Linked DNA regions of Mus musculus: regions 2 and 3 are each linked to region 1. The links are chromatin loops, found by intact Hi-C in ENCODE. Cell type or tissue: heart. All regions are shown on one strand. Links, peaks and the distances in the headings refer to the core of each region. The heading gives the core; the rest is flanking DNA. Region 1 holds the start of Zfp827 (zinc finger protein 827). Region 2 overlaps 1700011L22Rik (RIKEN cDNA 1700011L22 gene). Region 3 has its middle 55 kb from the start of Otud4.

Evidence for each region. Hi-C counts contacts between places; a loop is a spot of excess contacts. Peaks named below come from ENCODE experiments on the same cell type or tissue, not always from the same donor. Only the 100,000 strongest peaks of a DNase experiment are listed, where the experiment ranks them.
Region 2: a loop joins it to region 1, with 4 times the contacts of the local background. A loop is called at or near these places in 2 of 42 quality-filtered maps.
Region 3: it touches region 1 in a loop (2.2-fold over the local background); 2 of 42 quality-filtered maps call a loop at or near these places.

The regions. Positions count from the first base shown.
Region 1 is chr8:79,025,387-79,035,644 of GRCm38, forward strand. Zfp827 (zinc finger protein 827) reads left to right here and starts at 3,051. Exons shown (of 15, transcript NM_178267.3): 1 at 3,051-3,343. The coding sequence starts at 3,301. In heart, for the core only: CTCF peaks have their summits at 5,144 and 5,740; DNase peaks (open chromatin) are centred at 2,775, 4,145, 4,375, 5,645 and 2 weaker places; H3K4me3 peaks cover 4,230 bases; H3K27ac peaks cover 5,587 bases.
Region 2 is chr8:79,203,033-79,213,835 of GRCm38, forward strand. 1700011L22Rik (RIKEN cDNA 1700011L22 gene) reads right to left here. Exons shown (of 6, transcript NM_026315.1): 5 at 10,446-10,519; 6 at 7,398-7,725. The coding sequence ends at 7,618. Among named protein-coding and RNA genes, the nearest start is that of Gm30271, 6.5 kb to the left of the region's middle. In heart, for the core only: no CTCF peak of the experiment used is centred there; DNase peaks (open chromatin) are centred at 4,089, 5,799 and 7,139; H3K4me3 peaks cover 2,098 bases; H3K27ac peaks cover 3,487 bases.
Region 3 is chr8:79,579,391-79,590,193 of GRCm38, forward strand. No RefSeq gene overlaps it. Among named protein-coding and RNA genes, the nearest start is that of Otud4, 55 kb to the right of the region's middle. In heart, for the core only: CTCF peaks have their summits at 4,183 (motif pointing right), 5,777 (motif pointing left) and 8,055; no DNase peak of the experiment used is centred there.

The sequences.
Region 1 (10,258 bases), core at 2,259-10,258:
TTTCATTGTAAGAATGCTTCTGACCCTGGAGACCCTCTGCAGCCTCTATGCTATTCTACGAGTTGTGATCTCACTGACTACCCACCTTTAGCAAGTCTTGGCCTTAGATGGCATTTACACCTGTGAGCCAGCACTTATGAAACATCTCAGAATGCATGCCTTTAGGATTCACATTTGACAAATGATAGAGATGGGGTGGGAAGGGTACTATGCTTTTTAAGAAATATGTAGTATGAAAAGACCAGTGAATCAAATACAACATTTGAGTTTAAGAATCCAAACTGATTGTTCCTGGCTATATGTACCCAAACATACTATCGAATTTTGATTTTGAGTTTTGTTGTGATGATCTCCAGGCCTTATCTTCCTAACATTTAGATTGCGCTAACATTCCAGCAATTAGGGGTGGCTACAAATGACCTTGAAGCGGTTTGTCTACTGTTCAGACACCAACATGGGATTTAAACAGAAGAGGCTCTGTTTATTTCTATTTCCCATTGTTATGTATTACTTCAAATAATTTTTGGAAAAGGTGGAGGTATGAATAAATTCCATTTAAAATGCTTTTGGCTGTTGATGGAACACCTATATAATTAAAAGTCGACAGCTTTTGCCAGCATGCCTTTAAAAGGTCGCAGGAAATGTACTCAGCTGGAGGAAGGGCCAAAAGTGTGTTTTCAATTACAGTGTACTAAGTACTGTGAACGGTCACTGCAGTTTCAGGAAAAGGTGGTGCTGTGTCCATTTGGAGTTGTGATCCTGATGTCCTAGGTAAAAGTTCTGAGAAAGCTGTGGTCGGTCTCATGATCAATGTGTTTATCTCTCCTTAGGCACGACAAGCCCACAGCAGTCTGCCTGGAACAGACGTGCTTCAAACCTCATGCACACACAGTCCAAGGCACGGCAGACTGGTCTTGATCGGAGTGAACAATCTATCTCAGATCATTACACAGGGACAATTTAACTGCCTCTTTTTGTTTGCTAGTTTTTCTTATTTTGAGAAGGAGTCTCACTCGTAGCCCTGGCTAGTTTGGAGCTTGCTTTGTAGACCAGGCTGGCCTCCAATGGGGACCTGCCTGCCTCTGCCTCACCAGTGCTGGGATCAAAGGCACTGGTCACCATGCCTGATTTTAACTATCATTTAAAAACAATTTTTTTTTTGTATTTTGGAATTGGTTTAAGGTTGATGTTCCAGTTTGGATATTGCACTGTTTCAGAAGGCATTTAAACCTGCTTCAAATAGCATTGCAACCTTGGAGTGCCAAGTATGTTGGTAGGTATCAGCAAGAAGGGGTTCATCTTGAGAATTCACTATTAATGAAAGCCATCTTTTGGGAGACACAGTCTCCTTTACAGTTTCCTAGTGAAAACAGTATAAAGCTATTGTCATTTAAAGGAAATGTAACCAAACCTAACCCCAGTGGCTCTCTTTAACACCACTGGAGACTTCTAAGTCTCATTAGTCACTCATGTCACCTGATGGAATGCCATTTTAAACTTTTGTGTCTTCACTATGCTCCACCTTCTGATGAAAACATCTATTAAAAAATTGGTAGGAAAATATTTAACATAATAAGATGATGAGTCGATTTTTTAAACCTCAAAAGGGAAGATGTTTAAATAATGCACCTTTTTATTTTTTAGCTCTGACTCATGACATATAATGTATTCCACCAAGTTCAAAGTTTCCCCTTACAAAGAGTTTTATGAAACAGCTCTTCTTCAGACCAAATTTTTTTTTTTTTTTACTTCAATTATAGTAGCAGATTTTGGAGTTTTAAATCATTAACAACCTCCCAGTGAACTTGTATCCACATGGCTTACAGTCAGAGAGAGAGAGAGAGACCCGTTCCCTTCACTGAGTACCTTTTGTGAGGCGACGCATCCTTTTCTGTTTTCCCTCTTTATGTGTCTCTTTGAAGCAAGATGTGTGATTTCTAAAGTAATGAAAGTATATGGCTTAATGAAGACTGCTGTATGAGCTCAAACTACACACTAGAATTGCTTCAGGGTAAGGCTCAGTTACCTGTGTTCTGGGGAGGTGGGGGGGGAGGCAGGGAGTGAATCACAGAAGTCAAGATCACTGTGTGCACTGTAGGAATAGACCCGTGGCAGTTGAGTCAACCCTGGGGGGCGGGGGGTGACCTAATCTTATTTTCCCTCTTTATCAAGAACCTGTAATTTTAGTTTTGGCTGAATTTTCAAGTGTTAACTCCACCGGACCCTCTAAAATTGGGTATCCATGCCACCCATCCACTGATCCCACCCTATGCTATCTTTTCATTTTTTTTTTTTTTAAAAAAGATTTATTTCCATTAGGCTGTTTTAAGGGAGTATGTGAGAGTCTGTAACGTCCAGACTCAAGGTGATGGGGTGAGAGAGTCAGTCTTTCAGTTACAAAAGCCTGGGGAATTTTATACAGAACCAAACGTAGTTTAATACACAAAAGAAAGTGGTTAGTGCAACCTATTTCCTTAAAAAAAAATCTGTAAAATAATGTTTCAAGAGCGGGGGGGGGCACTTTTCCACCACCCCCCTTGATTGGGCGACTAGCGGGATAAATTCGAAGAAGTCCATCCCACCCCCGCACGCGCGCCCCCCATGCTTTCCAGACAGAGCAGTTGTAAATGCTAGGCTGAGTCCGCCCTGAGAGCCTTAGGGCACCTTCCTCTTTGCTGAGTGTGTGTATGTGTGTGTGTGTGTGTGTGTGTGTGTGTGTGTATGCGCGCGCGCGTGTGTCTAGCTCTCGCTCTTTCCCTCAGTCTGTGCCTCTGTGTGTGTGTGTGAGTGTGTGTGTGTGACAGAGAGAGAGCGCGAGAGGAGAGCGAGAGAGCGAGCTGCGAGCTGTGCTGCCGCCGCCGCTGCCCTTTGATCCCGACATTAGTGTTAGGGGCTCGGAGACACAGCGCGCGGCCATAGACACCGCCGCACCGGCGCTCATTTATTTATACCTCCCATCACACGCGAGCACAGGACACACACACACTCACACCTATTAGATCCGTTTCCATTGAAGAATATTACGCTCGGGGACAAGCCAGGTGCACGACCAAAAAATTAAAAAAAAAAAAAAAAAAGGAAAAAAAAAGAAAGAAAGAAAGAAAGAAAGGAAAGAAGAAAACCCCTCTTCTGGCTCCAGGAAACAAGCTTCAACCCATTGCACACACCGGAGAGAAGGGGTTTCCCCCTGCCCGCCCCCCAACTACCTCCCCGCTCCTGCCAGTGTCTGCCTGTCTGCCCCCACGGGGGTTTATTTGATCTCACATTAACCAAGGAGGAGAATGTGAGAAAAGGGGGAAAATGCCCAGGAGGAAGCAGGAGCAGCCCAAGCGCCTTCCCTCACGTAAGTCATCCCTTCTCCACCTCCTCTCGTGCCATTTTCTCGCCCTCCCTCTCCTCTTTCCCCTCCGCAGCCTCCGCCGTTGTTTTCTGCATTAGTTTAGGGTTACAGAGGTGAAACTGACAAAGACACAGCCCGGGTTACTCCTCGTTTAGGTCTATGCCGAGGCAGCCATGTTGGTGATGATCAGCCCCGTGCCCTTTCTATTCTCTCTCTCTTTTTCTTTCTTTCTCTCGACCCCCTCTTTTTTTTCCTTGGGATCGGGCTTTTCCCCCCTTTCCCTCCCCCTCCTCACTCCGGTTTGCGGGGGAGGGGGCGAGAGGAGGGAGGAGGGGAGTAGTGTGGATGCCGGGTTTTTGTCGCGGGTGGGGGGAGGTGGGAGAGGTTGCAATCTTGGAAAAAAAAAAGAAATTCCGTGTGGATCCCGGTGCACAAGGGTGCGGGGTTGGGGCGCGCGCAGGGCCGAGGCCGTGACATGGCGATTGGGGGTGTCGGGGCGAGGGCGCGCGGCCGCCCGCCGGGCTGGGGACCGGAGAGGTCGGTCTCCGGCTAAAGGTTGCGCCGGGGTGGGTCGGCCCCGGAGCCGCGGGCAGCTGGAGCTGGAGGCGGAGGTGGAGGCGGTGGCGGAGGGGAAGGCAGGGGCGGTCGAGGAGGGTGTGGGGGCGCCGGGGGGCGCGGGTGGCCGATCGGGGGGCGAGGCCGGGCAGCCGAGCGGATGTGGGGTGCGGGAGCCGCGCCGAGGCTGAGGCGAGGCAGCCAGGGCGGCGCGCGGCGCGCGAGGTCCCTGCAGAGCCGAGGGGAGGGCGGAGCAGGGCTCCCGGCCGCAATAAAATGCGGGGTCAGGCGGAGCAGACAGAGCCGGGGCGACGCGGGCTCGCAGACCCCCCTGCCCCGCCAGCCCGAGCAGAGTCCGTGACTAAAGTGCATCCCAGCCCTCCTGGCCCTAGCCACACACGCCAACTGGAGACTCGCGCCGGGCTGCGCGGCCGGGTCCCCGTCCCCTCCTCCACCCGCGCCTCGGGTCCCTCCGCGCCGCCCTCCCGCTTTTCTTTGCGAGACTCTTAACTTTTCCCCCACTCCCTCTCGGGCTCCCCCCTCGTCCCCCCACAAGCTCTCCGCTCGGAGTGTTCCGAGATGCTGCTGAAGCTAAAAGTGAAGGAGAAAGAAGCAACTAAAAATATCCCCCCCGGGGCCGCCGGGCTCCTTGAATGCAGGGGAGAGGGGGCAGGGGAGAAGGCGTGGGGCGGGGTGGCGGGAGGAGGGGACGCGGGAGGCGCCGGAGGGAGGGGTCGGGGGAGACGGAGGGTCAGTTTCTCCTCTTCCCCCCTCCCGCCCCCCCCCTGCTCAGCTCCCCTCTCCGGGGCGGCTTGGCGCTGCTCGGAGCCCGATCCTGCAAAACCCGGGCTGGGGGCGGGAGCGGAGCCGGAGCGCCTGCCCGCGCGGGTGTCAGGCCGACGTGGTCGGTCACCTGAAGTTCACGGAGGGTGGGGGAAGGGTTAAGGTTATGGTGTCTCGGGTTATGTGTGAGCGTGTGTGTTTCCGCCGCAGACGGGCGAGCGCGATCGATCTCTCCTTCGCGAAATCTCCGCGGCGGTGCCCACGCGAGGGGTCCGCAGGGCTGCTGTGGCCCGGGCGGGCGCGGTGGCACCCGGAGTGGCGAGCAAGGGCACGCGCGGGCAGTCTGCTCCGCAAACATTCCTCTTTTCTTCCCCCTTCCCGGTATGCAAGGAGTCGACGCACAGGGCTAGGGTTATGCTTTTTTTCCCCTTCCTTTAGGGAGGAAAAAAAAAAATGCCCCCGTGCAGTCCTTTCTTCGCCTGCCCGCTAGAGGTTCTGAGGATAATATCACATATGTAATATATATGCACATAAAATCACTCGCAGGCGGCTGCGAGTGTAGGAAAATTTTGTGCGAGGAGGAGAAGGAGGCGCAGTCGGGGCGGGCGAGGCGGGAGGCTCCGCGCTGCGATTCACAGAAAACTCGCAGCAGTTGGTGGAAGTGTGCGTGCACATGGCCGGGCCGGGCTTCCCTCTTGCTCGGACGCGCGTGGGCAGCGAGGCGGGGGGGGGGGGGGGGGCTGCTGTCCCGGGCGGGCGCCACCGCGGGAGGCTTGCCCTGCTCGCACAAAATGGGCTTCAGTGTTCTCTGCGAACTTGCCCTTAGATGGCAACTTTGGGAGCTGATGAGCTTGTATGCGAAAACCAGGGCGGTGAGGTTACTTGGTCATTTCCCTTTCTTCTCTTCTCCCCCTGCTTAAAAAAAAATGTTGGCGGGGTTAGAGGGAGGGTGGGAGAAGAGAAGGGATTTATCAGTTTCGGCTGAGACGGCTGGAACGCCGCCCCTCCCGTGGTGTGCAGTGCAGTCGGGCAGCTGCAGCCTGCCCTGCCGGTGACCTTGACCCTGACCTCCTGCGACTACCCTCTGTCTGAGAGGAAATTCAGGCTCCATTTTAGCTCCGGTGTCTGGTGGGCCTCTCCCGCGGATTGCTGCCTGTTGATGAAGTTTTTCTTTTCTTTTTTTTTCTTTTTCTTTTTGAGAGTGAGCTCTCTCCTGGTTCTCAGATTGAATACTGCTATCTACTCCAAAAAAAAAAAAAAAAATCACCTCCCCTTGCAGTCATATTAAGCCACTTTACCCTAAGTAAGAAGCAATTTACTTTTGGAAGCACAGTAAACGGTCCAGCCTCCCCCCCCCTTCTTTTTAAGGGAAGCCTTAATTTGTAAAGCGTTTCCACCTCTTTTTGTATTGAATGAATTTTTATGTGTGCATGTGTGCTGCCTTTTCTAAGCGGGGTTTACACATGTTTTATAAGCAATTTACATTTTGACTAAGAGCAATTTCTGGGCAAATAGTGTATTTTCCAAGTCAGTCATAGTAACCCAGGGCCAGCTAAGAGCCCAGTGATGATCCTAGAAACTTGAGAATGATATACAGACATGAGGCATATCGATTTGGGTAAAAATGAATGTTCATTTCCATTTAATACAGAGTATAGTTGTAGACCTACGGCCTAGTTTTCAATACTGAACTATTTTGTGTTTGGGAAAAGGGCTCCCTCCCTGGGAGAACTATGCTGTATCAAGGTTAAAACACAGTTGAGGCTTGGGATTAAAGGTGCCTGTTAGAAGCCATCTTGGAGTTTAAAGAAGTTATACAGAGACAAACCTAAAAATTGCCCCCCAACCCTCGGTCTGTTTTGTAGGTGAGGCAAAGAGGTGGTTTAGTGAATAAACTGGGGAAATTTAAATTGCTTTTAAGGCAAAAGGACCTTTCTGAGTAAATGAAAAAGTTATTAAAGCCACTATTGATGTGTTGATTTAAGAGTTGATAGAACCTGTAAATATTAGGAAGTGCAGTGTGCATGCACGCACACACACACACACACACACACACACACACACAAACTTACTGTTTGAATTTGTAGAACAGTTGAAATCCTTTCCATTTCTGCCAGCAATCTTGGCCCTTGCACTCCCAGCAATGGGGCTAAAGAATTTCAGAGCACACACTGTTACCACATACAGATGTTTTCTGTGAGTGGAGTCTACTTCTCACATTAAACAATACTATCTAGGAACATTCTGGGCCTGCAAAGCCCACTGTCTTCCTACAGTACAGACACCAGGGAACCTGGATAGTCCACCCTAGAGTGGATTAGTCCTGGAAATCCAGGCGAGCACTTGGTATTATCTGATACCAAGTCTGGGGTGAGCCTTGGCTCCTGGCACAGAGTACTAGCAATTCCCCAGGCTGGGCTCCTGCCTGCTAGGGTTTCCTAGCTCCTTCTGTTCTGCTAGACACCCCTGGGACTGTTCAGAACCGAATTAGCTTTGGAGATGGGCGAGCCTTTAACCTGACACTACTAACCTTAGCTTTGGGTTTCTGATTTAAAATTCTACAGTCATTTTCTTCTGGGCCTCAAAAGTAAGTGGGGGAGGGAGTATGTGTGTGTGCTCACACATGTGTGTCATGTTTATGTTACATGGGACGTCTCAGATGTACTAGAAAAAGTGGTATGTCCTGGGAAGATGAAGTGGTCCTTCTATTTACATATCAAAGAGAAGGTCTGTAGTAACTTTTGGAAGTCCCACTCAGCCAAGGATGTTAAGCCGATATATTTGGGGGGTAGGCTTAAAAATTATTATTCAAAATAAAGGCTTCTGTTTCTTGGCTTAATGAAGTTATTTTCATTTTGGGACTTAAAATGTGACTCAACTGCTGTTGATGGCTCTTTCACAAAAGTTCTTTGATTAATAAAGTCCAGTGCCATGTTTGAAAGAATGGCCTCAAGGTCCTTTGAGCTGACCCAGGCCCTTGTCTTCACCAGAATTTCAAAGAGTGTAACTTAAGAAGGTCTACCAGCCTCAGAAGAGGAAGCAGATTCCAGGACTGTGTGGCAGATGTGGGACCTTTCAAGCATTGTTATGTTTGCGATTGTTATGAGGCTAAGAGGGACGGGTTCAGGAAGGTCGTTTTAATGCACTTACTGCGTCTGTATGTCCATAAACCCATGCTAATCAGCACTTTCAAATTTCACCATTAGCATCAATTCACCCATACGCACATGAGTTTGGATTCTATTATACTTATCAGTGGGAATTGGCCTGATACCTACTCCCCAGGGCAAGCATGAGGAAAAGTTAGTAAAAGATTGTTTCTCACTTCAGTGTTCTCACTCTACTCAGCATGGGCCAGACCAGAGTGGGTTAGAGTGTCCTTCTTTAACAAAAAACTCTGCTCTCCAGTAAAACCAGGAAGCAAACTGACCAGCCAGCGACTGGACTCTTTGCGTCTATGCTTTCATGAGTCTCCCCGCTCCCACCCACCTCTCTGCCCCCCCCCTCTCTCTGTGTGTGTGTGTGTGGTCTGCTCTGTTTTTAGTTCTTACTAATTTTTGCAGTGACCTGACTACGTCCTGACTAGCCCATGGCAATCATTCAGTCTGAAGTAGCAGAGTATTTCACAGCACCTGTCAGGCAGGTCTAATGATTCTGATAAATCTAATGATTCTGGGGACCACTGGTATCTGCTCCCCAAACGAGCATCCATGCATCCCTAGAACCGTAAGGGGATGAGCGCAAGGGCTTCCTGTGAAAATACAGAAGATGGCTCAAAAATCACATCCCCTCTAATGCTTCAAAATAGTTTCTAATAAAAAAATTGATTTTTAATTTATCTGTGCTGCCATCTCGCTCTCGAGACGACACAGCTGGTGTGAGTTGACAAGTCTCTCCACAAAGTGTTAATAAACCACGCTAGAGAAGTCTAAATTGGACAGCTTTCTGCTTGCCTGAGCACTGCTGCACATTTCGTAGTGGAGGATCTTTGAATGGTCTCTGTCAGAGGGTTTTGAGGGAGGTTTTGAGACGACCTCCACTTGGGGACATGTGCAAAAATCAGACGAGCGCTGGGATACCCAGGCAGGTTCCTGGGTTCAAAGTTGTTTTTTAAAGTTGGTTAAGGGGTCTTATTAATTACTGTCCACATGGATTTGTAGATAAAGCTGTATTAGAAATATGTGGTGTTGACCTGGGTGGCCAAAGCAGTTTACTTGGTAATCCCAGAAGTTTGGATTTAGGTTGTGTTTGCACACATGAAGTTTCACAGGAAGGAAAAAGTTCTTGTGCTACTAGCTTGGTTCAGTCACTTGTCAATTGGATGAGCCGATCTCTTAGCTAATTGAGATTGCTCTAACAAGATGACTTCGCTCAGGTACTTTATTAAACAACACATTTCCTTTTTTTCTCATGGCTGTTGAAGTTGAAAGTTCTAAGTCAAGATGACCATAGATTCCATGCTCTGTAGTAATGACTCCCACCTCTCCTCCGACAGTGTTGCCTTTGGTGTACTCACGCTGTGGAAGGGGTGACTAAGTTGCCTGGGGCATCATCTTTCATCATGGTTCTGCCCTATGACCGATTCACCCTGGTGGGACCTTCCTTCTGAGACCATCACACCAGGGATGAAGTTCCAATATAGGAATATAGGATGTAAAGATTCAGACTATAGCCCCAGGTCTGCAGGAAAGGATTGAGGTGCCCACTCTGTGGCACTGTGTGGAGTTTGCTTAGTGCCTCTGACTGACTGATCACCAAGGCCGTCGCAGGGCCTGAATGTCGCCATGTTACTCAGTGGGGTTAATATATCCTTTAGCCCTTATTTGAAGCAGCCCTGTTCCCTAGTCTTCATTTTTAGATCTCTAATGGAGTTTTAGGATCCGAGAGGCAAAAACAACAGAACAAGCTGGTGTTATCTTCCTATTCTGATGATGTATTAGTAGTTTTCTGTAATTTAATCAGACTGGTTGAAGACCAAGATAGTGAGAATATGCATGACCTACAGACTGGGGCTTTTGGGTATGTGAAAGGATTTCTAGCAAAAGAACTTACAAGGCTGTGGGCTTTGTAGGTAAAGGAATAGATTTGGGGTTTTTACTTTCTGGAAATAAGTCAAGGGCCTCGTTATGGTAAGAAGTGTGTGTGTGTGTGTGTGTGTGTGTGTGTGTGTGTATGTGTGTGTGTATGTGTGTGTGTATATGTGTGTGTGTGTGTGTATGTGTGTGTGTATGTGTGTGTGTGTATATGTGTGTGTGTGTGTATGTGTGTGTGTATGTGTGTGTGTGTATATGTGTGTGTGTGTGTATGTGTGTGTATGTGTGTGTGTATGTGTGTGTGTGTAGGTGTGTGTGTGTGTATGTGTGTGTATGTGTGTGTGTATGTGTGTGTGTATGTGTGTGTGTGTAGGTGTGTGTGTATGTGTGTGTATGTGTGTGTGTATGTGTGTGTGTGTGTGTGTATGTGTGTGTGTATGTGTGTGTGTGTGTATGTGTGTGTGTATGTGTGTGTGTGTGTGTGTAGGTGTGTGTGTGTAGGTGTGTGTGTGTATGTGTGTGTGTATGTGTGTGTGTATGTGTGTGT
Region 2 (10,803 bases), core at 946-8,945, 180 kb after region 1:
AGGAGAGCTGGCTGCATCTCTTGTCAATCACTGGCTACAGCACTTGGGAGACTGGCCCCACACTTTGCCTGGGAAGCACAGAAAAGCCAGCCCCAAGGATGTGAGAACAGGAAAACAGGCCCCTTCCCCTCTGGCTAGGTTCCCCCCACTGGGGCAGCATTAGAGCTCTTGTCCCAGTGACATGAGTGAGGAAGAGCTAGAGGGCAGCTACCACCCATGCTCAGATCCAGGGTTTTGTGTTGGTCCACCCCAACACCTACTCCATCTATGAACTGCTTGAGCATGTGAAGGGGCCAGTCCTGCAGATCCAAAGCTTTAGGATCTCCATGAAGCAGGGCATTAGCAGGATATCTGAGAGGAACCCTGGTAAGGAACTGGTATTGATAGTGTAGCAGAAGCCAGGACCCTTGAACCAGACTCATTGCAAGGAACATTTGCAGGTAAAGTTGTTTGGGCAAAGGGGTGTACTGTGTGACACACGGACACACTGTGACATACTGCAGCGTCCATGGAAGGGTGGTTTGTTTATTTATGTATATTTTCTTGGTGGGAGAGGTTGCAAGGGTGAAGGGCAGATACAGAGGAAAGGGGAGATGAGTGAGACTGGGGTGCATGATGTGAAATTCGCAAAGAATCAGTAAAAAGCTAAAACAAAACAAAACCTCAATGCAACCCTCATACTCAGGCCAGCCAAGATGGCTCAGCAAAGTAAAACGACTTGTTGCCAACAGTGACCACCTTAGTTCAGTTCCAGAGTCTCATGGTGGAAGGGAGACAACTCCCACAAGTTGTCCTCTGACCCCCACACAAGCACCACGGCTCCTGTGTAATCATCCACATATAATTAAAAATCTAAAAATATTAAAAATCTCACAGTGTCACATTTTCTTTTCAGAAACAAGCAATGGGTTGGAACACATTTCTCCGGGTATAAGGGGAAGACTCCTTATATTCTAGAAAGGAAATGCTGAGAGGTTTGATGTGGTGACCTCAGCCCCGTAAGGTCCAGGTGACCCGAGTCACCTGCTGCTCCGTCAGTGTCTGAGGACTACCGAGCTTCATCTTATCTGAAGCTTCTGATTCCAGTGGCTCAGACATCTATTGTTGGCTGAATACCAAGTCCACGGCTCACTTTTCCAAAGGACCCCAGCCATGATGTCACACTCACGCATCCTTTGCAATGGAGGGAACTGTAGTCCGAATTTGGTTTCTTTAAAAACTCAATTGTGCTATGTGGATATGTTTTTGTTTTATTCCCAGGTGTGGGATAAGAGGCTGCTTCATAGCAGGTGACTGTGATTGTCTCGTACATTAGCAGGGGTGTGATCTTTGCCAGCTGCAGGTAGTTTAATTCTGGGGACTCTGGAGAAGGTATAAATGCTGGAGACAGAGGACCTATGGTGGCTGCTGCTCCCCTTGCTGGTTCCTGCTGGTTCCTGCTGGTTCCTGCTGGTTCCTGCTGGTTCCTGCTGGTTTCTGCTCCTGCATTTGCTGTTGCATTTGCTGGCTTGTAGGATTGCTGGACTGCTGAAGTTTGTAATTGTCCCTGGGTACTCCATGCCCCTAATCAGCAGAAGTAGCCTAAAGAAGTCTGTACCCCCATTTCCACTCTAACTTTCTCTCCTACCTAGTGTTGGGGGAGTAAGGGCTGGAAGGGTGGTAGCTATGGGAACCCAATAAAATAACTTTAAGAAAAGCCAACAGGGGCCTGGATAATCTATTGAACAAATTTTCCATTGTAGAAGAGTAGGCACCCAGAGAAGTCACAGAACTTGACCTTGATTGACAGCCTGCTCAGGCCTTAAGATTTTATTTCTGCTTTGGCCCATAAAGACTAGAACACACACACACACACACACACACACACACACACACACACACACACACACGAGCTCTACCACTGTATATGGAGTCATCTAGGCAGGACCACACTAAACAGCACTAAACACTAACCAGGCTACAGTGGGAGTTTGAACACCCAATTGCATTTCCTCATTGTACTAAGAAGGCATACTGGTGTAGACTTCTCACCCGAGTACTCAGAAGGCCGTGGCAGAAGGATCAAGAGCTCCAGAACAGCCTGGGTTACAGAGACTCAGAAGAAAGTCGCCTGGATTTGGAGGGGGAAGTAAAATAAGAGAGACAAATCATGAGAGAAAGGAATCTGCTTAATAGTAAAACCAGTAACAATTATTCGTACAACTCGCATTAACCCAAAGCAGCCTTGGAGATCAGTCTCAACACTAAACCACAAAACAACCTTCTCATGTGTACGTTATACATTCATATATAGTATGTATTTCATGAAATATTACACGACCAATATAGGTTTTTGTCCTCCATGAAACACTAAAGGGAAGAGGAAATTTTAATGTGCATTCAAAGATTGTTTTAAAAATTGGCAGAGGGCTGGAGACAGCTCAATGGGTAAGAACACTTGATGCTCTTGCAGATGACTAGAATTCTGTCCCCAGCACCCACATCATGGTGGCCCACAACTCCCTGTCAGTCCGGTGCAGAAGGATTTGACACCTCCTGAGGCCCTCCTGAACACTGTGAGCAAGCACACAGACATTTACATATACGGGTAAAAATTTTAAATCTTCTTTAGCTTTTTTTCTTATTAAACTGACAAAAATCCTTTCCAAGACTCATTTTTCTCCTTTTCTCTACAACTATTTAAAATGCTTTCCCGCACCGAGGTCCAGTCTCCCCCGGCCCACTCTGCTCCGTACTTTATGACATAGATCAGTACTTTACGGCATAGATCAATGTAACTTTCTGGTTCCTTCCTCCTTATCCAACATCCACACTAAAGACAAGCCCAAGCCCTCAACTTAGAGAGCCTCTTAGTCCCAAGGGAAATAAACTTCCAAAATGAACAGGCACACACCATTCTCATGAAACTCCAGAATACCAGGAAACAGACACAGTCCTTCAAGGTGCAGCAGGATTCTGAGAGACTCTTTACAAACGGTGGGATTCTAATCACCAAAAGACTGTTTATCAACCACAGAAGTTTCCGGAAAAGAACCAGACGTGGAGTAGAAATACTCAGAAAAAAGAATAAATTCAAATGAATCGATTATCCTCTCTCCACTGTCCTACATAGAAGGAAGAGAGAACGAGAGAGAACTTACTCCAGCAGGAAGAAGAGTGAACCTTACAGCACGGCGTGCGTAAGAGCAGAGAAGGATCATATTTTTATTTTATTTTTATAATTAGAAAACAATCTTCTTCCAAAGGCTGGGGAGAAGAGGTGAGAAAATACAATTTAATTTACTACTTTTATTTCTTTCCATTTTTGCTTTGTACAATATGACATTACTACATATAAAAATGCTTTCAGATTGAATGTCGGTAGCTAGAATGACAGAACCCACAAAAAATGTGCTTTAAGGGGGAGCCATATTTGGAAAAAAAATTTCCCCGTTAAGACTTAGAAACTCGGTCCCTGATTCTGACCATATGCTTCTTGGTGGGAATTGTCTGCCTTGTATCAGCCATCGTGGCAATGTCAGTGACTCTGGGGAAAGCCAGCTGTAGACTATCAGGGTTTTTTTTGTTTTGTTTTGTTTTGTTTTTCCCAACAACTTGGACTAGATTCTGGATTGATTGGCAAAGGTAAAAATTAAAAAAAAAATATTTCAGACCATCTGATATGTTCAAAAGAGTCTGTGGATATATGTGAAGTTGGTGGTCCTGAGGACTGTCACCCCAAGGTGTGGATGTCTGTGAAGTTCGTGGTCCTGAGGGCTTTCTTCAGGTATGGCAGTGGAACTTCATCTCTGCCCAGTTGTTGTTTATGGAAGACCTCAGGCTACACCAGGTTTCTGTTGAAAAACTCTCAATGCAAATGCCTATGTCATATGCCATGAATTTATGGCTTGGAATCTCTCACTTGAGCCTTTTTACACCATCCCTGGTGCGTGCCAGAAAAAGAACAGTTGCCAAAAAGCAGACATTTTCCTGTCTCTAAAAATAAAACTCTGGCAATGCTTCATGCCCCCTGTGCCAAGACCTGGTTCTACCCAGGATAAACAATAGAAGACCAAGCCGACACAAGGCAAATACTGGCCCTAAAGCAGGCCTGTGACTGGCAGCAGAGGCTTAGGCCAGAGCATTTGTAGCTGTAGACCGGGGGCCCATTATCTCCACCCGGATGGTGGACAGCTGCTAACCCCAACCCAGGCCCAGGTGTGGCCAAGAGGGAAGGCCTCCAATTATGCTAGAGGTTTTGTCTCAACTGAGGTCACAAAGTCCTCGCCAAATCCTGCCCTCGGAGCTCTGGAACTGAGTGTAGGCCGCTTGATTGGTGTGGGCCACAGGGAGCTCCTGAGAGGGGACAATTCCCTGTGCACCTCCCTGCTTTTGCCCTCTAGGCCCAGCTGAGAGCCCTCACCTGTGACAGCAGTCCCAACAAAGCCACCCTAGCGAAAGAATACTATACTAGCAACTGGCTTTCCCGTTTGAATTCTCAGCTCTTCAAATGCTCCTGTAGTACACATTCAAGGGCCTGTGCTTTGTCATGACGGTTCAAGTCTACCGTCCATCGGTAACTTGGCTTTTTGCTTCTTTGGGGATTTAGGAGGGCTGAGAGGAGAGGAGCAGACCTAAATATAGCGAATATTCAGAGGCATAATCACTCCATAAACATGCTTCAGAGGGACGGAGTGCAGGGCTGATCCGGATGACAGATGTCACTCACCCAAGTGTCACATCTTAAAGAAAGCTGAATGGGCCCATTTTCCAACAGGACTGGAGTGACGCCTGTTCATACTATAAATATTTATGAAGTCATCATTCTTAGACTGTAGTTTTTCCAGGTAGGTTGCCTTTGATGACAAAGTTAAGCAGTGATTTCCCTGAAATTATGGACTAGTCAGCAGAGCTTGTTTGGTGGGTATTTCACAGAATGGGAAAGAGGAGAAGGCAAACAAGCCTCCAGTCCGTGCAGCTTCTGCATGTGGAAACCTCATTATGTCAGTCATTCTCACTCGAAACGTGACAGCCTTCTCAGGAGTGAGGGACACCACTTGCTTCTACTCATGCAGAGGTAATGACGAGAGGCCAGGATGAACCTTACCGTCCGATTTCAGCCCCCACTACCACCCTGCTAGGAGGGACCTTTTTAGTACTCTTAGCCTGTCTCTTATTAACACACACAAAAAGTGTACCTCACACCATCCCTGCTCATTTAAAAGGAATTCTGAGAATGTGTGGATGTCTGCCTAGGTGTCTCCCTGCATGTTTATGCATAACGCATCCCTTGAGCTGGTTGCCCTGACTGCTGAGGAATGGCGCCCAGAACCCCCTCTCCTGCCCCACCATGGGCAAGCTTTCCACTTTCTCCCAGGAGCAGCCTAACCCCCCTCTAACCAAGGCACCTCAGCGATCCTAGAGACTTAGAACTCCCAACCACACCCCCCCCCAACACACACATACAGAGAGAGAGAGAGAGAGAGAGAGAGAGAGAGAGAGAGAGAGAGAGAAAGAGGAAGGGAGGGAGGGAGGGAGGGAGGAGAGAGAGAGAGGAGAGAAAGAGAGAGAGAGAGAGAGAGAGAGAGAGAGAGAGAGAGAGAGAGAGAGAGAGAGAGAGAGAGACCTTGTCACTTTAAAGCCCGCAGGTTGTTAATCTCCTGAAGGCACCAGTGCACTTGGCAGTCTGCTAAGCCTGCCTCTTTCCTGGAGAAAAGGGTGGCATTTTGCCTAGGATGTGATGCCCAAACCTCAGGGTAGCCCTGGCCCTATCACGTGGATCTGCCCCTCAGGGAACCGTTGCTGATCCTTTGGCTCCAGCCTGGGAAGCCTTTTACAAAGTGAGTCACAGGCTGCATTGACCACCCTATCAGGGGAGGCCAGGGCTGCCATGTATGGTCTGTGCTCGGTGCCACCCACCTCTCATGTCACTCCTACTTTTTTTGCCAGGACAGCCTGAGTCATGAAACTCAGCGCATTCCTTAGGCCTTGGATCGTGTTTCCTTGTTACTACTTTGTCTTTGTTTTACGGAGCACCTGGTTTCATTTTAAAATCCCAAATAAAATCCCCTGGCCAGGGTGGGGGTGGGAAGAGAACAGAAAGAAAGCAAAGGAAAAAAGGGAGGGAGGGAAACCTAGGCTGGTGGTGGAGACAGAGGAAAAGGAGGACCCTGGACAAAACAGGACGGCTACAAGTTAATTCCTTCTGACCAGAGGCTCTTTCACTGCCTGGAAGTGCCTGTGGCTGGTCCCCTGCTGCTTCCCGTCCCGTCCCCCCCTTTTTTCCAGTCTCCTCAATAAACGGACTAATCTTTGATAAACCTGAAGAACTTTCCAAATACAGCACATTATGAGTCCTTAAATCGGCCTGTCTCCTTTATCTTGTACTATAAACCCTAATTCACTGCGTGAGTCAGTATTTTTCCATAAGCTAACTTTTTTTTTTCTGTTCTGTTTTTTCCTATGGGGGTAGGGGGAGTCAGGGAAGAAGGCGGTCTGCATAGAAGGCAGACTCAGCCCTCCCGACATGCTGCTGGTCACGCTGAGTTTCTGTGGCCAGGTTATTTCTGTAAATTTGTCTGTAAAGCTGTTGACATTGATTTTTAGAATGGAAACAGAATTCTAACAAACTCTGGCTTGCATGTAGCAAAAGCTGAACACTGGGGCACTAAGAAAGCCTTGCCATGGATAAATGCCTCCTTAGGAGTGGTGATGCACAGTCACTGGGGCATGGTCCTTGGGTGCCAGCCTGGGCGTCTGCCCAGAGGTCCCCTCGCTCTGCCTGCGCAGGGCAGACTGTTGGAGGCTCCGGAGTGGCCCAGGGCTGCATTTACATTGCACGGTTCTGGCGAGTTTAATGGAAACCACATGAAGGGGAAGCAGACCAGATGGCTCCCAGCGAATGTATTTAGCCCAACCTGGGGCTAAAGGAAAAAAACATATTAAGGGTTGGGTCCTGGGGTGCGGCTAGGGGGTTAGGGTGCGACGTTTGTGTTTCCTGTTCAACAGGAGCCGTGGGTTGGGGTGCAGGCTGGATCGGGGCCCCGAAGCGCCGGGTGGCAGAGGAATGGCTGCCAGCGGGAGGGAACTATTCCGTGGCCTTGCTCCTTTTTGCCAGGTCCCTTAGCGGCTCTCGGGCAGGGCAACCACACGGCTGTGAGGGGACCCCGCCAGGGCAGATGCAGCGGGAAGAGGGAGGCGCAGGCCTATGGGCGCCGCGGAAGGCGGAGCCAGCTGCAAAGCCAGTTTTCCCTGAGTGGAGGGAACTGCTACAGGCCTTCTGGGTCATAGCACAGGGAAAACAGAAAGGTCTTTCTCTGAGGTAGAGGACAGGCTACATAACTCTGGAGCCCACTAAGGTGGAGGTCATGCTATCGTTTGTGAGGTTCTAACAGCAGAATGTGAACCTGGGCACTTTGTAAAGGAACATTAATCATGTTTATGACAAACCCCTTCCCCATCAACACACGTGCGTGTGTGCGCGCGCACACACACAAGAATAAGGGAGGAAGCCCAGGGAAGTTTCTAGCAAGATCTTCCCTATGTGCACAATCCATCAAAGCCTTCTTGGAACTCCTGTCTCAATGGCTTAACACAGACACGAGGTAGGGCTCTAGGTCTGTGGCTTCTTTCTTGAAATCACTTGAATTTGCGCCCTGAGCTTCCACTGGTATTGGAGGAGAATCGATCCGTCCCTGAGTCCTCCGAGGAGCCCAACTTGCTTTCATAATCCCATTGTCGCTGAAGCTGGAGGGAGAAAGGGTTCGATTGTCAACACTCGCGCATCCACAAAGATCAGTTCCCACAAAAATAGGATTTAAATTGCCTCTTTCAAACTAGACATCACTCATGAGCAGGGCCTGGCATCACTTTTGCATTTTCTTCCATCTTAAAAAAAGCTAAATAAACCCTTTCTGTTTCATATATTGTACCTCAGTCAGGAAGGACAGATCAATAAGCAAGATGGATTTAAAAAGACAAGAATTCTAAGAAACGCTAAAGACTCGGTCTCTTGTCTCGGCCCTTTCATCATCCCCCACTGATAGGAACCTTTACTATGCTTTCCCACTTCCAACCAGCAGGCAATCCTGGGTGTGAGTTCTCGGCTTTTCAGTCCTACATCATGACCCTCTTCAAGTCAGGTTCCACGAACATGAAGAATTCAAAGAGAGTTTCCAGTGGAGCTGGTCACCAAGCAAATGTTTTTAACCCTAAGAATTTTGGCAGCCTGGCAGGAAATGGACAATTCTCAACCTGGTGGCTTTTGCACCTTCCCCTAAAATATCAGTACCTGTTTTAAAATATTTTAAATGTGGGGAATGGAGGGATGGCTGCTCTTCCAGAGGACCCAGGTTCAATTCCCAGCACCCACACCGTAACTCATATCCATCTGTAACTAGATTTGCAGAGGACTGGAGCCTTCTGGCCTGGGAGGGCATCAGGTACAGACATATATGTACATATAAAAAAATGAAAATATTAAATGTTGCTTTACTCATTAAAGCCATGGTTTGGTTTGGTCAGGATTCTGGCTCAACATTAGTCAGATAACTGCCCCATATTTATCGAATGTGACAGGGAAAGAGGAGGGGGATGGGGGGATGGTTTTGGACTGTTAGTACATCACAATAGAATGTATGAAAATGGATTTAGGGGAGGGGTCAGGAGAGGAAGACAAGCATCCCTCAGTACAGCTCTGACACTGATTGGCAATGAAATTGCCTGGCACCCGTGCAACTCCACGCAGCAAGAACGAATTATTTAATTGTAGTTAATCATTCCCTTAGACAACTCCCAGGAGGAAGCTGCGACCAGCACACTTTCAGGAAATCATCTTCCTTTCCCAGAAGTGAGCCCCCTCCCCCACCCGAGAAGCAGGTCCATGACTGACTGCACAGGATCTTTCACCAGACCCACAGCTTCTAGACCCCGGCATCTTTCCTTGTGGTGCTGCCTTCTAGTGCGCCGGCATTCCCTAGATGCTAAAGCGACTGCTTCATTCTGGAAGGATACCATTCAAATAGGCTTAGCTGTCTGCGACCCAAGGAAAGCTGTCCAACCCTTCCCTGTTAGCTAAATTTACCAGGTTCATTTGGTGACCCAGACCAGCCTATTCAAAGTGACATGTGTGCATAATTGGTATTCTTGTGACAATCTTAGGTGCTACTTGAATAACATTAAAAAAATTTTACTGACCAAGTTATTTTTTTCTCCCTAACACATGTAACCAGCATACCAAACTCATGACATCACACATTTAATTACTTAGCATAAAGCTAAGTTGTTTGGATTCAACTTAAAGAGAGGCTCTAATAAAATTAAATGATAGCAAAAAATTGCTTTATTTTATACTAAATGAAGTTAGTAGGACACATAGAAGAAATAGAGAATTGTGTGAGAGCCCTCTGTGTGTGTGTATCTGTGCTCATGTGTATGTATGCTCATGTGTATATGCATGCCTCTGTGTACGTTATGTGTGCATATATGTGTTCATGTGTGTGCCTGTGTGTGTTCCTCTGCCTGTGTTCTTGTATGTGCATGTTCATGTGTATGTACATGCTCATAAGTGCTAGTGCACACATACATGTTTGTGCATTTTGGGTATTCATGTGTATATATGTGTGTATTTGTGGGGGTTAACATGTGTTCCTGTGTGTGCATGCCTGTATGTGTGCCTGCCTCTAAGTGTTTGCATGCCTATGTGTATACATGCATGTATTCTTGTGCCTGTGTGTGTGTACTTGTGCATACCTGTGTATGCACATGCATGTGTGTGTGTGTGTATGTGTGAGAACAGGTATGCATGGGCTTATAGAGATCAGAAAACAATCTCAACTCTTGATCATCAGATGCCATCTACCTCATTCCTTAAGATAAGGTCTCTCCCTGGCCAGTGAGCCTCAAGGCGCCCTTCACCTGCCTCAGCTTCCTTAGCACAAGGAATCCGGAGCTGGTGCCACCACCACCAGCTTTTTTATCTGGGGAGTGACCTCAGGTTGCCTGTGCTTCCAAGGCAAGGCCCCTCTTCAAGAAGTCTAAGGCATAAAAGAGACCTTGTTTTAACATCCTGTTTAAAAGTATTGGGATTTGAGGTAAGAGTCCTGCTTAGGGGAAGCCATATCAGGGAGAGTGGGGACAATAGACACTGGGACACTCAACACACAGGGTGGGTCCTAGCAAGGCAGGATTATCTGAGAACTTAATGCATCCATCTATCACAATAGGCAGATCCCAAGAGTTCCCTGACCCCAGGACATGACGGAAGCTCCCATCCCCAAAGCCTGTCTGAAGCCTGTTTCCTAAACAACAGACAGGACAGGACCTGAAGTGTTCCAGGCCCCTCATATCAGAACAACAGATTATAAAGGAAGGGGTGCTCTTATGCAGACACTAAGCACCCCTACACGTCTGCAGTGCTGCCTGCAGATACACCCAGTACTGAATGGCAAAGGGAACAAGTTTCTCACCCGTTTCAGCAGGGCCTTCCCTCTGTTCCTGTAACTCATGAGGAGCTCAAAGCCTGGCTTTTTGGGCTGCATACCTAGAGTGAAGAAGATGACACATTCAGTGCCTAAGAGCTTTAGATGAGCGATGTCTGCTGAAAATAAGAAGGAAAGCAACTGGCATTTTGTTTTCTCTACTGAGGGCTGAACCCGAAATTGTGCACATGAGCTACATCCCCTATACTTCTTTCGAGTTTTGATGGTGTTTTGTTGTTGGTGTGGGGTTTTTTGGTTTTTTGTTTTGTTTTGCTTTTTGAAACAGGTTTTCACATAGCCTTAGTTGGCCCTCAACTTCTGTCCTGATTCTCCTTGCCTCAGCCCA
Region 3 (10,803 bases), core at 1,549-9,548, 550 kb after region 1:
TTATATTATAACTAATAAGTGCAATATTTGCTGACTATCCATAGAGGGCCTGCAAAGTGTTATTTCTTGCACTAGGTACATGATGCGTGTGTTATGTACACTGTAAACTCTTTCACTTTCATAACTCTGTCTAGGATAGTAAGAGATGCATCTTGGAAGTTTAATTAGTAGATAGCAATACCATCTGCTACTATTCAGTGAGTAGTTGTGTACAAACACTTCAAACACTTGATATTTCATTATCAGAAGAAGCTGGTAAGAATATTGCTGTTGTCTCTGTGTTATGGATTACAAAAGGTTGCTGGGATTTGAACTTAGAACCTTCAGAAGAGCAGTCGGTGCTCTTAACCACTGAGCCATCTCTCCAGCCCCAGGATTGTTTGTTTGTTTGTTTTGTTGTTTTGTTTTTCGAGACAGGGTTTCTCTGTGTAGCCCTGACTGTCCTGGAACTCACTCTGTAGACCAGGCTGGCTTTGAACTCAGAAATCCACCTGCCTCTTGAAAGTATCTTATATAAAAATTCACCTTTTTACTCAGTAACCAAAGCAAATAATTACAATGCACTAAGTGCTCCCTGCCCAATATTTCTCCCATAGACAGCAGAGACCTTTATTTAAAGCAGCATTGAGGTTTATTAAAAGGCATTTTAAGGTGGGCTGTGGTGGCTCATGCTTGTAAGTCCAGCACTTGGGAGGCAGAGACAGGCATATCTCTGAGTTCAAAGCCAGCCTAGTCTACAGGACAGCCAGGACTATACAAAGAAACGCTATCTCCAACAAACAAACAAATGTTTTGAATAGATTTCAGGCTCAAGTGTTGATAAAAAAGAAAAGAAGCGTTGAGCAGTAGAGGTGCTGTCTGGGCAGTGAGACTTACTTGGGAACATCGGCCTGAGTTTCTCGGAGAGTCAAACCTCATGGGATCTTCTTGTTGGTTGTTTGTTGTTACTGAGACGGAGTCTTTCTATGATGTAGCTCCAACTATCCTAGAACTCACTATGTAGACCAGGCTGGCCTTGAATCACAGAGATCCATCTGCCTGTCTCTGCCTCCTGAGTGTAGGGATTAAAGACATGAACCACATACCCAGAATGCACTTCACAGTCTTTACAGTAGTCACATGTAGCCTATTACCCTAAATGGGTGGAATCTGAAATTACAAGGTGGTTCCTGAGGGTATCTGTCAGGCTCACAGTAAAGTAGGGGATTCAGGAAGCTCAACCAGGAACAACATTAATAGTGTACAGCTAAGATTCTCTTGGTCTAATGCCTATTTGGATAAAAATATGCCACAACCCCTGTCTTAGTCAGGGTTTGTTTCTATTCCTGGACAAAACATCATGACCAAGAAGCAGTTGGGGAGGAAAGGGTTTATTCAGCTTACATTTCCACATTGCTGTTCATCACTAAAGGAAGTCAGGACTGGAACTCAAGCAGGTCAGAAAGCAGGAGCTGATGCAGAGGCCATGGAGGGATGTTCCTTGCTGGCTTGCTTCCACTGGCTTTCTCAGCTTGCTTTCTTATAGAACCCAAGACTACCAGCCCAGAGATGGTTTCACCCACAAGGGGCCTTTCACCCTTGATCACTAATTGAGAAAATGCCCCACAGTTGAATCTCATGGAGGCACTTCCCCAGCTAAAGCTCCTTTCTCAGTGATAACTCCAGCCTGTGTCAAGTTGACACATAAAACCAGCCAGTACAACCCCCTTCCTGGCAATCTTTCCACATGTCTTGAACCAATTTGCTCTCATTCTCTACAGAAATCTATTCTCTCTTCTCAAACATGCCACACAACACCTCCTCCTTGCGTGTTCTGGAGTATTTCTCCCTTTGTTTGGTTTTTCAAGACAGGGTATCTCTATGTTGTCCTGGCTATCCTAGAACTCACTCAGGAGACCAGGCTGACTTCGAACTCACAGAGATCCAATTGCTAGGATTAAAAGCGAGCACCACCACCACCCAGCTTAGAGTATTCTTTTTTAAATTTAATTTAGGTTTTTTTTTTCCTTATTCGAGTTATGTTCCACTCACTGCACCTCCTGGTCATCCCCTCCCACAATCCTTCCCCCATCCCCCATCCCCTTCTCCTCTGAGTTGGTGGGCACCCCTGGGTATTCCCTCACCTTGACACTTCAAGTCTCTGCAAGGCTAGACACTTTCTCTCCCACTGAGGCCAGACAAGGCAGACCTAGAAGAACATATCCCACATACAGGCAATAGCTTTTGGGATAGCCCCCATTTCAGCTTTTAAGACCCACATGAAGACCAAGCTGCACATCTGCTACATATGAGTGGGGAGTCCTAGGTCCAGCCTGTGTATGTTCTTTGGTTGGTGGTTCAGACTCTGAGAGCCCCAAAAGGTTCAGGTTAGTTGGATCTGTTAGTCTTCCTGTGGAGTTCCTATCCCCTTGGGGTCCACAATCCTTCCTTCTATTCTTCTATAAGAGTTCCCCCCTTTTTGCCCTCTCCATCCCTCCCCCACCCAGCTCCCTCCATCCATCTGCCTCCTACAGCTATTTCATTCCCCTTCTAAGTGAGAGTCAAGCTTTTACTCTTTGGCCTTCCTTCTTGTTTAGCTTCTTTGGGTCTCTGAAGTGTAGTACAGTACCTGTATTTTATGGCTAATATCCACTTACAAGTGAGTACATATCATACATGTCCTTTTGTGACTGGGTTACCTCACTCGGGATGATATTCTCAAGTTTTATCCAAGATTCATCATGTCTTTGTTTTTAATAGCTGAATAGTACTCCATTTTAGATGTACCACATTTTCCTTATCCATTCTTCTGTTGAGGGACATCTAGGTTGTTCCCATTTTCTGGCTATTATGATTAAAGCTGCTATGAACATAGTTGAGCAAGTGTCTTTGTGGGATGTTGGGGCATCTTCTGGGCATATGCCCAAGAGTGGTATAGCTGGGTCTTGAGGTAGAACTATTCCCAGTTTCCTGAGAAACTGCCAATTTGATTTCCAAATCAGTTGTACAAGTTTGCACTCGCACCAGCAGTGGAATAATGCTCCCCTTGCTCCACATCCTCCCCAGCATGTGCTGTCAATTTCTGGAGCTCTTGATCTTAGCCATTCTGATGGGCGTATGATGGAATCTCAGAGTTGTTTTGACTTGCATTTCCCTGATTACTAAGGACTTTGAACATTTCTTTAAGTACCTCTTGGCCAGTAGATTCCTCAGTTGAGAACTCTCTGTTTACTTCTGTACCCCCATTTTTAATTGGGTTATTTGGTTGTTGGCATCTAACTTCTGAGTTCTTTGTAAATTTTGGATGTTATCCCTCTGTCAGATGTAGGGTTGGTGAAGATTCTTTGCCAATCTGTAGGCTGACATTTTGTCCTATTGCCAGTGTCCTTTGCCTTACAGAAGCTTTTCAGTTTCATGGGGTCCCATTTATCAGTTGTTGATCTTAGAGCCTGAGCCATTAGTATTCCTTTCAGGAAATTGTCTGGAGTATTCTTTTTTATGATAATTCAAATCATTGATTGTCTCTTCTACTATGTCAGAATTCAAATCTAATACATTTATATTTAAGTGTTAATATTTTCACTTAAAATTTCTCATCTGTTTTATGTTTCCTTTTTACATACTTTTATTCTATACAGTCTTCTCTCTGATGCTTTTTTTTCCCCTTTTGGGTTCTCTTTGTTCCATAATCCTGAAATTTTATTCATGTATCAACTTAAACCTTTCAGTCACAATTATAGTAAAAATCGTATCAACCAGCTTCAGAGATAGCACTTCACATGGAATCCTTTCATATTTTAATGACTGATTTTGTTAGATTCCTAAGCTTTAGAATCACCTCTACTCTTATATTTGGGCGTGTGACCTTACACTGGTGCACTTGGAAACTTTTGATGTGTTTCTTTCTGTTCCTTCCTTGAGCCTTCACTGGTGAGGTCATCCTTGTCTGTCAGCAGATCCTTGATTAGAAGCCAAATCTAGAGTAGTGGGTTGGAATTCCTATCCCAGGGTGATATCGAGGACCCCACGGGGTCATTCACAGAGCAATTAGGCAGCTTGGCTAAATTTTTTATTATGAGATTATATCTGTGCTCCTCCCATTGCCGCAGCTTCCTACAAAGCTGAATCTCCAAGGAGACATCATATGGGACTGCCCTTTTTTTCAGCATCTACTCGTGAAAAGGAAGGAGTTTTCTCCGTCCACCAGGAGGAGCTAAAAGTCCTAGCCGGCACAGATGCCCTCAGCTTTCTCCAGAAACTAACCTCAGCCTACTTGCTTAGTCATTTTTTGGTTCTGTTCCCACTTAGGTGATAGTTGTTTTATTGTTCAATCCAGCTATATATTTATTCTTTTCTCCTTTGATTTTGATATAGCTTTGTTTGATTTTGTATATAATTTGGAAATATGTGTATGAAGCAGAGTAGGTTAGCAAAGCTTAAATGAAATTCAACATTTGCCAAGAAGTTGTACTGCCAGGCTCCATCTTCCCTTTCGTTACCTTCTCCCCTCCTCCTCCTCCTTCTCTTCTTCTTCCTCCTCCTCTTCCCTTGGTTTTTGTTTGTTAGTTTGTTGGTTTGTTTTAAGACAGGGTTTCTCTATGTAGCCCTGACTGTCCTGGAACTCACTCTGTAGACCAGGCTAGCCTTGAACTCGCCTGCATCTGTCTCCCAAGTGCTGGGATTAAAGGCATGTGTTGCCACCCCTACCCTTATTCTTGAGGGCTTCTTCCTGGAGTTATTCACCCTATCCTCTTGGAGTTTTTTTTCTCCTAGACCACTGCTGTTATTCTGCAAGTGGACTGATGCATTCTCTATTCTGCTTACAAGCACTCCTTGGACTTCAAATCTTTCTCCAGCTACTTCCTATCACCCTGTTCTCCTCCTACCACAACTCTGCACAGAGCTCTCTATGCTCAGTGTTTTCATGCTCTTGGTCATCCTTCTTTTTCTAGTTCATTCCAACCTCCAGTTCATCCCTGAGACTTGGTACAGCGGCAGTGATTTGGTCTTCTTCACTTCAAGTTGTCAAGCAAGCATCCCCATAGAGAGTGAACAGACTGGCGGCTCAGCCCATGGCAGGGCATTTTAATGTAGAACCCTACTATATACTGATGTTATGAGAAAGAGCCCTAGGTGCTTACCTTTGTTTTTGTTTACATCTCTCTCTTCTTCCTTAGTATCAAACTTAAAGTTTAGCTGACCATATTAATGCCTAAAATTAAGCCTACAGTTACATCCTTCTATGAACAACACATGGCTGGCTCTAGTTATTGGCTCTAGTTATTGAACCAATGAAACAAACAAGAGAAGAAGTTTTGGAATAAGGGGGAGGGCTAGAGGAACCTCTAAGAACAGTGTCCTGAAGGGGTTGGTCCGTTTGGGAGGTGTCATTTCTAGGTTTCTCCTGCCCTAAGCATGTGTGTGATGCCTCTGGACAACTTAGGGATGACAGACTGTAAGGTAGACCAGTTGCCAGATCTTTACTGTTCTATATATTGATTTGAACTTTGATCTATGATATATGAGGCCAAACTTGGTGACCGACTGCCTTCCCAGTAAGAAATTCAGCAGAAAATAAATCCACAAATATAATTTTTAAATGAAATTTACTGAGTTGAAAGCTGTTTAAAGTTAATATTAAGTTAATGTTAGATAAAGATATAACTCCAGTCTGAATAGCTGAGCCTAAAAGATTTACAGTGTTCCATGGAAACTTTACTACATCAACAAGACCAAAAGGGGTTTGTTGCTCTCCTATGGCAACAAGTAGCTCACTGAGAAGGAGCTCTGCTGACCCCTTCTGGGAGAATGAGTGTGGACATCTTAACAAAGGGCCAGACTTTTCTGGGGGAAGAGTTATTACAGATTCAAGAACAGAGAGGGCTAGCCAGGTGGCTCAGTTGGTAAACACGCTTCCTCTCCAGCCTGGAAGTCAGATCCCCAGGAGCCACATCCTGGGACGAGAACTAAAGCCTGTCCTAGGACTTTCACAGGCGTGCTGTGACACATTGACTCACACACAAAAGAGAAATAAGTAAAATGTGTTTTTTTAAAAACATAGAGGAATGAAGATTAAAACAAGGAAAGAAAACCAGTACAAGAGCCAGTAAGAAAGGGCGGGAGTCCAACATCGTTCTTTTGAAAAAACTAGAGCAAAATAGGGACAATCACAGCAAGAAACGCTATGTCAGTCACTGCCAGATGCGGAGAGAACTGATTTAAGTAACACTGTGCCACACTTCTGAGAACTATAAAGAACTATCAAACTCAAAATATCCTCATGTGGGATAGAGAGATGGCTCAGAGGTTAAGAGCACTTATTATGAGCTGGAAATATCGCTCATCAGTTGAGAGCACTGACTGCTCTTCCAGAGCACCCAGGTTCAATTCCCAGTAACTACATGGCCGCTCACAAGCGTCTATAACGCCAAGATCTGACACTCTCACACAGACATACTTGTAGGCAAAACACCAATGTGAATAAAATTAAGAGAGAGAGAGAGAGAGAGAGAGAGAGAGAGAGAAACCCAAAGTTTGGTTCCCAGCACCCATATGGTGACTTGCAACCATCTGTAATTCCAGTTCTAAGGGATTTGACACTCTCTTCTGACCTCCACACCTACCAGTTATATACCTGGTACATATACATACATGCAAGCAAAATACCCATATACACATAAAATAAAGAAAGAAGTTTGGGAGGTGATGTGAGACAGGGTCTCACTATATTAAACCAGGCTGTCCTGGAACTCACTATGTAGACCATGCTGGCCTCAAACTCACAGAGATCCTCCTGCCTCTAACACCACCACCATTTAAAGGTACCATCATGCCTGGCAATAAATAAAATTTAAATATATTACTACAAGGAATAAGTGTGATATTTTCTGTATATCCATGCATATGAATTTATGCAAAGTGGTTTGATGAATTAGATATATAATAAGATGTGTGTGTTATGCTTAGTCTAAATTATTTCACTTTTGACTCTAACTAGGACAGTATGGCTGTTTTTTAGGATTTTAACAGCACATGAAATTCAAGATAGTAAATTAAGTAGAGGTTTGGGTTCTAGGATCCTTTTCATGGAACACAAGTCTCCTAAGAATTTATAGATCTAGCTGGGCAGTGGTGGAGCATGCTTTTAATCCCAGTACATGGGAACCAGAGGCAGGCAGATTTCTGAGTTCGAGGCCAGCCTGGTCTACAGAGTAAGTTCCAGGACAGCCAGGGCTACAAAGAGAAACCCTGTCTCCAAAAAAACCAAAACAACAACAAAAAAATTCACAGATCTACATATGTTAAGATTCTATACTAGAAGACGATAATTTTTTCAGATTTTCAAGTCATCATCTTCTCTCTCCCTCCCCTTCCTACAATGCATTACTTGACAACAGAGATATGTTCTGAGAATCATGTAATTCTGCAAACATCATAAAGTATACCTACTTACACAAGCTAAGATGGCTCTGGGGCCACTGCGGGAGAGCTGTGTGTCACTGACCCAAAGAGGCAAATGACACAGAACCTCGCCACCCCCCCCACGTGTGTGTGTGTGTGTGTGTGTTTGTGTGTGTGTGTGTGTGTGTGGTGTGTGTGTGTGTGTGTGTGTGTGTGGTGTGTTTGTGTGTGTGTATGTGTGTGTGTATGTGGTGTGTGTGTGTGTGTGTGTGTGTGGTGTGTGTGTGTGTGTGTGTGTGTGTGTGTGTGTGTAAAATTATGAATTTGCTTGCATTGTTGAACATATTACCTATGGTGACAGGAAGCCAGCAAACAACGCTAAACTGGTCCTTTACATCCCATAATCCCTCTCTTGCTTGATAAAGGCTTATTTGGAAAACACTAATGACTTTAACCAAAAATGGATTTATGTTAATTCAAAGGTAGCTGCTTGAAGTCTTTCTGCATGTGCTGATTGCTGCCCTACTAGGTAAAGGAAAAAAAACAAAAACAAACAAACAAACAAAAAAACCCTTGTAGCAATATGCCTGGAAGCAGTTAGACTGATCTGAACTTTGGAGGAAAAAAAAAAAAAAAAAACCTAAAAACTAAACACTTGGGTGCAGTACCCTCACCCACTGGCAGAGGGCTACCACTTCTGGTGTTTCATGGCTCTTCACAAGGAAAGAGCTGACTTCTCTGCAGAACCAGGTTCCCGTTCCCCTGCTATCTGTGCAAGGATAGCATAAAATGGGGACTTCTGTTTTAGGGAGCCATTTGGAAGTTCTAGGGCCCTCTGTGGTTTTGAAATTGTGAAACAAAGAAAGAAAGAAAGACAAATAAATTGTATTTGTCAAAATTTTTCAAGGCAAAGAAGCAACAGAGCTGGGCACTGCTGGAGAACTAGCAAGACTTGGAAGCATATCTTGGACTTACTCTTTGATAAAGACTAATGGTCCTCGAAGTTCCGAAATCCATTCCACTTGGTATGGTCTGTGTTTGTTATCACAGCACAGTCAACATGCTCACCAGCAGCAGCTCTACCCACCTCTCTCCTCTTCAAGCACTGTTTTTGCTGATGGTGTTGGTTTTGAGACAGTTTCATGGCTGACCTTGAAATGACTACATAGCCGAAGGTTAACTTAAACTTCTGATGATCATATCTCTACCTCCCAGGTGCTGGAATTACAGGCCTGTGCTGCCACTTTGTATTTATGAAGATTCTGGAACCTAGCGCTTCCAGCAAGCTGGGCACACATTGCCAACTGACCTACATTTCCAGACCAAAGCCTATTTAGTCTTAAGATTTCAGGTTAAATAAATGGGCTTTTAGAACGCTAGCCCTTTACCACTGAATCTCTGAGAATAGTGAATCTTGCCTCTGCCGCAGTTTTATTTATGTGTTTTTGGTTAGCATTTGAATTCTCCGTTAGACTGTGGGATCACTTCTACCTGCCGATCGATCTGTGTGTCTGTCTGTCTGTCTGTCTTTCTGCTGTATGTATGGTACTGTGCCTGTAGACACCAGAAGATGGTATTGTATCCTCTGGAGCTAGAGTTACAGATGGTTATAAGCCTCTGGGTGTGTGGATGGAACCTGACGCAGATCTCCTGTTAGCTGCTAAGGCATCTCTCGAGAACCAGCCAACCTGTGACTTTCTAGTAAGGAGTAAGTTTGAGTTGATGTCTGGGAGAATAAGATTGTATGAGGAGTCCCTCTCAGTGTGTCCCTCTGGACTGACTATCCTTCTAGCTTCTTTCAACCTGTGGAGACTGAGCTACATAGAATACATAGAGGGCTGCTGCCTATGGATTCCAGCTGGTTCCAGAAATCCACTGGCAGGAGCAAAGCCCGGCCTGCCTTCTGCAGCGCCATAGTACAGCAGCCGTGTGTGTCCCCACCTGCTTTCCTCAGCTTCAGCCCTGGGCAACCCCCAGGTCCCGGTGATTAATCATCCCCAGTAGGACCTTTAGCCCTGGCACTGGCACTGGCTTCACACCATGCCACCAGCTTTTATTTCCTTGCCTTCGACCACATCTTGGTAAACAGTCTCTTACTTCTAATACTTTCAGTGACTGAGTGTATTTCAGTCAGTACCCTGACTAATGTAGACATACTCTCTTTATCGTCTGTCTTAAAATAAAGTGACTTAAAGCTAAGGTTTTCATTGTTCTGGGCCACAGCCCAGTCGCATGGCTTTGTGTAACTCAGATATCACAAAGCATGCTTGGATTACTCCATTCTCTCCCGTTATCAACTTGAAGATCTCCACAAAGCACCAATTCAGAATGCATCAGGCACACACAAAACCCTGGGTTCAATTCTATTACTACATAAACCAGGTGTTCTGATACGTCCAGTGATTCCAGCAACTTGGAGGTGGAGACAGGAGGATCAGACCACCCCAGCCCAGTGCCACAGGGCCCAAGTGGGCAGATCACACTCAAAAGGCCTGCCTAGCTTTACATGGTCTCTGAGTGGGCAGAGCAAGCATGCAATGATCCCTAACCTGGTGCCACACAGATCTGGGAGACAACCCCAGACACCCAAAGACCCTGGTGCCATTAAAATGAACAAGCAAGTGGAAGAAAGATGGAAGAGAAGGAGAAGCAGGAGGATGTGAGCACAATGAAGAGGACTTGGAGGCTCGAGGGTAGTGAGGAACAGCCCTATGTGAGTAGCCTGTGATGCCACCTAAGGCCATGGTGAGGTTCTGGTGTGCTGCCACCTAAGGGCCATGTCTATGCCTGTGGCCCTGTAGTAGTGGGGATCTATTACTACCAAAGGCCAGGCAGATGTCCCTGTCTGCACTGCCACCTGAGGACATGTTAATGTCTGAGGGCTATGTAGAACTTGCTCTACCCTTCACCTAAGCATCATGGGAGAGCTGGCCCCAATGTTCATCAACTGCAGCACTCAAAAGAGGGGCCCTGAACCTTGCCCAGGAAATATAGTAGACTGGCCCTGGTTGTAGGGGTCGTGGGTAAGGCTCCTGCCCAGGGTTAGTGCAGGAGAGCTGGCCCAGCCCCTCACCAGCTACAGCATGCATCAGTGGGAAGAATGTCCCAAACCTCCACTGGGTGACACAATGGAGCTGGCTCTGGTGGCATGGGTGTTGATGAACCAGCCCCAAGGCATAGAGAGCTAGCCATGCATGCCTCTTGTCGCTGCAGCATGGGTGAGCTAGCCAGGGCAGTGCTGGAGAGCTCGCCCTGGTGCTGTGGGTGTGAGAGAACCAGTGTGCTGACTAACCCAGGCACCACCCAGGCCCACCTCAACATCTACCTCATCTATGAACTACTAAAGCATGTGAAAGGGCCAGTCCTGCAGATCCAAAGCTGCAGGATCTCCATGACACAGGACAACAAAAGGATAACTGAGAG